2 separate regions of the Homo sapiens genome follow, and region 1 is linked to region 2. A link is a contact called in ENCODE Hi-C data. All regions are on one chromosome and are shown on one strand. Each heading gives the region's core, a stretch centred on a gene start or an enhancer-like site at or near the end of the contact. The rest is flanking DNA. Distances are from core to core; before and after follow the strand shown. Region 1 holds the start of RYK (receptor like tyrosine kinase). Region 2 holds the start of BFSP2-AS1 (BFSP2 antisense RNA 1).

The links. A loop is a pair of places that touch in the nucleus more often than their neighbours do. Pooled maps may share reads with other maps.
Region 1: a loop to region 2 is called in a pooled map, with 3 times the contacts of the local background. The contact joins the promoter of RYK here to the promoter of BFSP2-AS1 in region 2. A Hi-C loop is called at or near these places in 4 of 50 pooled maps.

Annotation. Positions count from the first base shown.
Region 1 is chr3:134,248,049-134,252,441 of GRCh38, forward strand. RYK (receptor like tyrosine kinase) reads right to left here and starts at 2,811. Exons shown (of 15, transcript NM_002958.4): 1 at 2,375-2,811. The coding sequence starts at 2,606. RefSeq lists an enhancer at 2,052-2,830 and a silencer at 2,166-2,985.
Region 2 is chr3:133,488,699-133,492,824 of GRCh38, forward strand. It overlaps BFSP2-AS1 (BFSP2 antisense RNA 1), which reads right to left and starts at 2,411. Exons shown (of 4, transcript NR_189064.1): 1 at 2,204-2,411. It also overlaps the pseudogene MAF1P1. RefSeq lists enhancers at 333-382, 403-532.

The sequences.
Region 1 (4,393 bases), core at 1,561-4,060, 760 kb after region 2:
CTACCCACTTGGCTCTTCCCTACCTGGAGGAGCCAAGGAATTATTTTAAAGGTAGAATGTATGAGGGAGATGGGAAGGGATGGAAACAACGAACCTGAATCTGGCAGGATGGAGTGACTAGAGATCCTCTGTAACAGGTCAACCCTATTTGCACTAGAGAAAATACTACTAGAAGTCTCTCTCGCCCCCGGGGATAGACAAGGGAGTTAATTGAAACAATGCTTCCTACCCTCCCAGCAACAGCATTTCTGGGCATAAATTGGATGCTCATCAAACAGGAGCTTCCTCTGCTGCAAATACTGCTAAGAAAATTAGTTCCAGGCCAACCTTTGAATAAGGTAACAAATATATAACTCAAGTGCTAATTAGCAATGATTTATTTTCCACCATGACATAATCAAACTTCTACAGACAAAATCTTCATTTCATTCGATAAAACTTTGCAGCCTATGTCAACACTGTTTCATTTTTTTCAAAAATATGAACTAGGCCAGGTGCGGTGGCTCACACCTGTAATCCCAGCACTTTGGGAGGCCGAGGCGGGCAGATCACGAGCTCAGGAGTTCAAGACCAGCCTGACCAACATGGTGAAACCCTGTCTCTACTAAAAATACAAAAAATAGCCAGAAGTGGTCGCTACTTGGGAGGCTGAGGCAGGTGAATCACCTGAACCCAGGAAGCAGAGATTGCAGTGAGCCGAGATCACGCCACTGCACTCCAGCCTGGGTGACAAGAGCGAGACTCCGTCTAAAAAAAAATTAACTGTGTGACCTTGAGCAAGTTACTTTAAAACCCCACTTTCCTCATCTCTACAATAGGCATAATGCCACCTACCTCACTGGGCCCCGAGAAAATTAGAAGAAATTATGTGTATAAAGCATGTAGGGGCAGGTATATGGCAGGAATTCAATGTCAGTCCCTGGTTGTCTTCTGTCTCCTACCTACACCTCTGACTTTGTTTACCCATGTAAACAAAGTCACAAGCTATATAAGTGCTTTTAACCAAAAAGCCTTTACAAAACCATGCATAATACGTTAATATTTCTAAAATTAATGTGATATGAGTCGTCTTGTATTATTTTTCCTAAATCTTAGTCTTGTGTTCCAAGTACTACCCCAAGTAGAGTTTTAATTCAGCTAAACTACATTCAGCTAACTCAGCTAGACTAAGAAGGATTAAGAATGAGCACGACTTCATAAAAAGAGCATTCTTCTTTGGCTAAAAACTGCAAATCCGTACATGTAATGTCTAAAGAGTCTGCTTTCAGTAATTCCATTTCTACACTGAGTCAATCTCAACACACCTCAACAAAGTCTTATTACTTAAAAAAAAATAGAATACTGACAAATAATGGATGCAATAGAGAATAATTTTTCCCCTCAAACACTCAGAAGCACCACCTTCAGATGAAATAAAGATACTGCCATAATAACAAAAGAATGCAAACGTCTAGGTACCAAGGACTTCCTTTTTGGGGGGTCGTTCCTGTCAGATCTTCCTCTAAGGGGTCATTTCCAGAATCCACAAAGTCCTAACATAAGACCCCAGCAATTTTTCAAATTAATTCCCCAAACAACAAAGCTAAGCAAGTAAATGGAACCACAAACCGACCCAAGACTAAGTTCTTGTTTCCCTTCAAGATACTCAAAAGTAGGAGAGTGGCCCAGAAGTACAGAGTCAGTCCAAACTCCCAACACACCCAATGCAAAAACCAAAAAGGTATTGAAACTAAAAAGGTCTGCTACCTGGCGATTCATTCACTAAAAATATGCTTAGAATCTAAGCATATGCTCCAAATCTACGTCCCAAGAGTTGGAGGCTGCCACGAACATTTGGTGCCCTTATAACCTCCCCTTCTTTCTCTCTCGTTTTTTTTTTTTTTTTTTTTTTTTTTGTAAAAGGGTAAGCACAGAGCGTGGCCTCTACTGGAGCATCAAAACCACAGCAAAGGGTTTGCAAGTTCAGTCTAAAACGTGAATTTCGAGATATTCAAAATCGAGGGCCCTAGAGTGACACACATAGAAAGCGTCAAAAAAACTTCGTGCAGCAAGGAAAAAAAGTTGTAAGGGTGACTGACTCTTCTAGGGAGAAGGGCTAAGGAGGCAGTGAGGAGGATGGGATGGGGTGAATCTGGGTCTATCGCGGCGGGGCAGCGAGGGCGGCACGAAGGCTGACCCAGAGCTGGGGACCGGGCAGGGACCACACCTCCCAGCCAGCACGGCAGGCAGAGACCGGGCCGCGAGGCGAATCCGGGCGCGGGGGGCGGGGAGGGTACTCGCCCGAGGTCCACGGCTCGCAGACTGATCCGCCGGCGGCCGGAAGCTGCCCCAGCCGGCCCGACCTGCCCGCCCCGGCCTCGGCGGCCCCACTCACCGATCAGCCGGCGCACCTCGTCCTCGCTCAGGTAGAGACTCACGCTGGGCCCCGCGGAAGCCGACTGCAGCTCCGGGGGCCGCGGGGCGGGGGCGGCGGCAGCGCCAGGCGCGGGCAGCAGCGGCAACAGCGCAAGCAGAAGCAGCAGCGGCGGCGGCGGCGGGGCCCTCAGGCCGCGGGCCCCCGGGAGGCAACTCCGGCCCGGCCGCCCCAGCCGCGCCGCCCCACGCATGGCCGCCGCCGCCGCCGCCGAAGAGGAGCGTCGGCCGCCCGCCGCACCGCCGCCCACCCCCGGCCCCGAGCCGCTCACAGCCCCGAGCCGGGGGCGGCTGCCCAGCTCATCGCACCGCCGGCCCGTGGCAGCCAGCAGTGGCTTCAGACCTCCGGAGCGCGCCGCCGCCGCCGCCTCCTCGCTGCATCGTCCGGAGTTGGGGGCTGCCCGCGGGACGCGCCCGTGCGCGCCGCCGCCTCCCCGGGAGCGCGCACGCACCTTTCGCTCTGGGCGGGCCGGCCTGGGCAACGCGCTGGGGTTTTAAAGTGCCTCGGCGGGCGAAGGGCTCGGGTCACCCTCTCCGCAAGAGCCGGTCCCCGCCCCACGCGGTCACTGCGTCTAATGTTTGCTTGTCTATTGTCTGTAACCCTCCTTTCCCGACGGACGGGCCAGGCTGGAGCCACCGGCCGCGCCTGCAGCTCAGTGGGCGCCCCAGGTCCCCGGAAACGCCTGGATGCGGCCGTTCTGGTTGCGAAAAAGCAGCATGCTTTCCTGTTTAGTGGGAAAACTCAAATAAATAGAAATCATCCTTTATCTTACCATCGGTGATCAACTTTATCGTTTCCGTATCTATTATTAGAATTTATACTACATATATTTGTTTTCCAGAAAGATCTTAGCACGCTTTACTAACCCTATTTTTACGTTACAAAATTTTATTTATTTTTATATTTTTATTTATTTATTTTGAGACGAAGTCTTGCTCCGTCACCCAAGCTGGAGTGCACTGGCACGATCTCGGCTCACTGCAACCTCTGCCTCCTAGGTTCAAGCCATTCTCCTGCCTCAGCCTCCCGAGTAGCTGGGATTACAGGCGCCCGCAACCATGCCCGACTAATTTTTTTGTATTTTTAGTAGAGACGGGGTTTCACCATGTTGGCCGGGTTGGTCTCGAACTCCTGACCTCACGTGATCAACTGACCTCGGCCTCCCAAAGTGCTGGGATTACAGGTGTAAGCCACCGCGCCCTGCCAAATTGTTATTTTTTTTATAATCGTTCTGCATCACTATAATCAACCTGCCTTTGGGGTTGTTAATCTGTGGTCCATACCAGGCTTCGACAGCCTTCCAATAATATGAAACTGTGTGCAAAAGTGTATGTGTCTCCGTGCGTATTTGTGTCCACGTCCATGTTTCTGTGTGTTGTGTGTATGCTTGATTGCACACAGAGAGGTGGTATGTCATCATTTGTTCTAGGGAGTCCTTGTGCCCTCAAAGAGGTTAAGAACTGCAGATAGACCTCGTGTACTTAAAGGCGGTGGAGCCAGCCAGTGCATGGACTTCCGGGCCTCCTGATGTATTTTTGTGAGCCGCCCACCATCGCGGTCAAACTTGCACCAGTGCCCCCTCTCTTGGTGAGGCTCCAAGGGCCCCTGCCCTGTCCTGGGACACCTCGTCCCTGCGGACAGGCCCCCGTCCTGACCCCAAGGCTCTCGCGGGGCCGTGCCTCGGGGAGCAGCTGCTCTGACAGCTAGGCCTGGCTTCGGGGCACAGTTGCTCCATCGCAGTGAGGCCCTGGGAAGCGGTTATTTTTATCCTCAGGGAAGGGTAGGGAAAAGGAGAGGCTGATAAGGAGGGAAGTGCTGGAACTTGATTTTCTCCCTCCCTAGCAAGATACACGGATTCCATTTAGAGATAGGCTGGCCTCAATTTGTCAAGCTTCAGCGCCTCAGCACAAAATCTTACACCCTTCATCCTGCCGGAGGAGGCTGAGAAGAGGAAGAGGGGAGGAAAAGTGCTCCATCAGA
Region 2 (4,126 bases), core at 1,161-3,660:
ACATTATTATGAGTTCCTTGGCAAGGGTAGAACCCAAAGCTTATATAATTTGATGCCCTCTTTTAAAAAAGAAATACAAAATATCTTACTCTTGCAAATTTTATAAAAACCTATGATGAGGCTGAGTGTGGTGGTTCACATCTGTGATCCCAGCGCTTTGGGAGGCTGAGACAGGCAGATCACTTGAGGCCAGGAATTTGAGACCATCCTGGCCAACATGGCAAAACTGCATCTCTCTACTAAAAATACAAAGAAAATTAGCTGGGTGTGGTGGCACGTGCCTCAGCTACTCTGGAGTCTGAAGCATGGGAATCACTTCAACTTGGGAGGCAGAGTTTGCAGTGAGCTGAGATAGCAACACTGCACTCCAACCTGGGCAACAGATTGAGACTGTCTCAGAAAAAAAATATGTAATTTGATCCCATGAAGCTGTGAGGTGGAACCCTTTCAGGACCTTGGAAGGGCCATGCAAATGAGGTGTCCTGAAGCTTTACTCTCATTGGTAACTCAGCCTGTGCCCCAAGTGACAGGCAGAAGCAAAGAAAAATCCTCTACAAATGAACACAATTTTAATCGAAACAACAGCAATCACAACATACCATCAACTATTATCATATCCTGACTTCAGAGATGTTAAAGTACACAACAGTATGCTTCTTAGGAGCAATGAAATATGATATTTCAAAAAGAAAAAAGATAATGTAAATTTTGACCCTGACTTGGCTAAGACAATAACACATGACAACAACAATGATGATAGCTATCATTTATCAAGCTCCTACAGTGTGCCAGCCTTCTCACAAACTTTTTTTCTGCTCCTCACATGAGCTTAATGCCACCACCAAAGACTTGAAAGATACAAGGTAGTGATTCCTACCAAATCCACAATTAACTCACTTGTTTGATCAGTGTACAAATCAAGTAGGTCATAGAAAATGACCACAGATCATCACGGACTAATCCAGTGGTGAGGTGAATCACAACCAGAATTGCAGAGACGGTATTTTTACTGGAGCAAATCCACACAGTCCCTGGCACCTGGGCCACTATTGACCTGGCAAATGCTTTATCCTGCCCACCCCCACCTTAATCCTCTTCTGCCCTGTTGTGGCAGGGACAGCAGTATACTTTTACTGTCCTGCCTCCGGGCTATGTCGGCTTGCCTGCACTTAGTCAGAATGCAATCTGGAGGGACCCAGAAGCCCAAGCTGATCCATTACATATCTTTATCATGCTAATTGGACCTGGAGAGCCCCAAAGAGCTAGCACCTAAATGCCTTAGTAAAGTACCTGCAATGCCAGAAAATGGGAGATAAAGCCTGACAATATTCAGGAGTCTGCCACATGCGTGAAGCCTCTAGAGTCCAGTGGTCTGGGCTTTGTTGGGATAGACCTTCTAACATGAGATTCAAGTTGTACTTTACACCAGAAAGAGCCATGAAGAAAAAGATATGAAGCTTAATTTTCAGAAGTAACACAAACCAGATTTGAGTATCTGTTGCTGTGAACCACTAACTCAAGTAACCCTTAAGGGTACAAGGTTTTTGGCTTTTGTTTTTGAATTTTTATTTTAACATAATTTCAGGCTTACAGAGCAGTTGAAAGAATAGTTGAAGAATTGCCATATACCCTTCACTCAGATTTCACAAATATTAACATTTTCATAGGCAGACAGAAGCAAATTATTTTTAAGTTGAAGTAGTTAAGTTTCTTTTATACTTATTTAGTTCTAGGAATTTTGACTGATAGACATTGACTGGTGGGGGAGGTGGAGGTTGCTGGCTGACCAAGGTGATCTGTGGTGGTTGGTGGCATGTTGGTGGCTAAAGCAGGCAATGTGCAGTGTGGTAAGGATGTGTCATAGTGACCACCTGGATGAGCCAGCAGGGCCAGGTATAATGAAACATTGCCATGGAGTTTCTTCCCCCAGATACAGTGTGGCCCAGGTGGATGCCACGGTGCCACCCTCTGGTGCTGAGGAGCCCACACTGTGCGGAGCCTGCCCTGCCTATGCACCGGTGCCGATGACCCAGCCAGGCCTGATTTAGCCCCACCAGGCAGGCAGCAATGGCCCCTCTCAAGCATGGAGCTCCCTCCCTGAGACAGGAAGCTATTGGAGAACTGGGCTTTGAAGCCATCAACTCACAGCTAACTGTAGAGAGCAAAGATACCCACATTATCAGCAGGATTGAGAGCTACTCACGTAAGATAGCAGGAGACGACAAACACTGTTCTGACAGGAGGGCGGCCCACATACTGAAGGCTCTCTCCCCATCCCAGACCTCAGGCCTCAGCCCCAGCAGCCTGAGCAAGAACCAAGGTGGCAAGGACAAGGGCCCCCCTCAGGGACAAGTGCAATTGCAAGACCCTCTTCCACTTGATTGTCATGCTCAGCGAGTCCTTTCAGGCCTGACTATGACCTCAGCACAGCCCGCAGCCATGGGTTCAGCCGGAAGCCCAGCCTCAGGTGGGTGGTGAATGCAGTCAACCGCAGTCTGTTCTCAGCTGCGTGGGGGGACATCAAGGTCCTAGAACACAGCTGTGGAACACAGTGGATGAGGAGATCCACCTGGCTTAATGAGACACCCACAGCTATAACCCAGACATGGACCCAGATGCCTTCAGAGAAGAAGATACCCTCTGGTCCTTCAACTACTTCTTCTACAACAAAGGGCTCAAGCAAATTGTTTTCTTCAGCCACCGCTCCATTAGCAGCTCCACCTGCACACCCTCAGAGGCAGGCAACGAGATGGACCTGGAACTGGGGGAAGAGGAGGAAGAGAAAGGAAGCAGAGGTGGAGGCAGTGAGGGTGGGGCCGAAGAGACCAGACCAAGGAGGACAGGTTCCCAGTGATTTGTATGTGATGAGGAGTAGCACAGGCCCCAGCTTCATCCAGCTTCAACCAATGCCTGGACCTGCCCACCTGAGAGGCCCTGAGGCCTCCCCAGCTGCAGGCCAGACCCTGGTGCTGTCAGAGTCTCAGCACTGCCCAAGGCCACACCTGCCTGGCCCTTTGGCTCCAGCCTGTAGGTGTCCACTCAACCCCATAGGCTTCTGCTGCCCACGCTGTGGCTGGACTAGACAGCACAGGACCTGCTGCAAAGAGTAACCACCTTGCCCAAACGAACTACCACAGGCAGGGACAGCTAGACCACAGAGTTTATTTTTGTATTTCTGCTGGGCCTGCACACTCCAGCCCAAAGGGCTTATAGCCAGAGGCCCCAGAGGTCATGAGCTCTAGTCTTGGGTCAGCTCTTGGCACCCACCTGTACCCCCACCTCACCCATTTGGCTGCATGCACTGAGTGTCACTTTGCTGCAGCTCATTGCTTTCCAATAAAAATGTTTGTGACTTAAAAAAAATTGAGACAAAAATTTAAAAATTTTATAACATGCTCATGAATGCTGGCAACCTCACCTCCACCAGCACCCCACCCCAGCTGCCACCACCGCCAGTACAAGTGCAACACCAGCAACCCCACGGCTGCCAGTGCCCCAGCCCCCATTTTCCCCCCTACCAATGCACCACCACCACCACTGGCATGAGCACATGCAGGAACACCGCCTCCCCATTTCTGCTGGAACCCCTCCCCAGCTAACACGTGTGCACCCCGCCATGCTGCTGCAGCTGCTGCCATACATCAGTAAGCACAGATCTCACTGACACCACCCTGACCAAGTGCTTTGGCTAGCATCTTCCATCACAGTGCTGTGGCCAGCAGACTGGGAACAACTCAGCCCCTCCAGCAGAATAGATTCCTAACCTTGAGGGTTCAGATAGCACAGCCAGGCGCCCAGCACCAGCCCTCCCAGAGTTAGAGCACGCAGCCCAGGAGTGCTGAGCTGAGTCTGGGCCCCCTAAAATCTTCCAGAAATGAAGCAAGTCAACCAAACCCACCATATACCACAATCAAACCAAGATCATCAAAGAAGATAAAAGCAGAAAACCTCTCCAAAGCACATCAACTTCAAAAATTGAAGGAACATCAGCCCACACAGATGAGAAAGAACTAGTGTGAGAACTCTGGCAACTCAAAAACCAGAGTGTCTTCTTACCTCCAAACCACCACACTAATTCTCTAGCAATCGTCCCTAGCCAGCCTGAAATGGCTGAAATGACAGACAT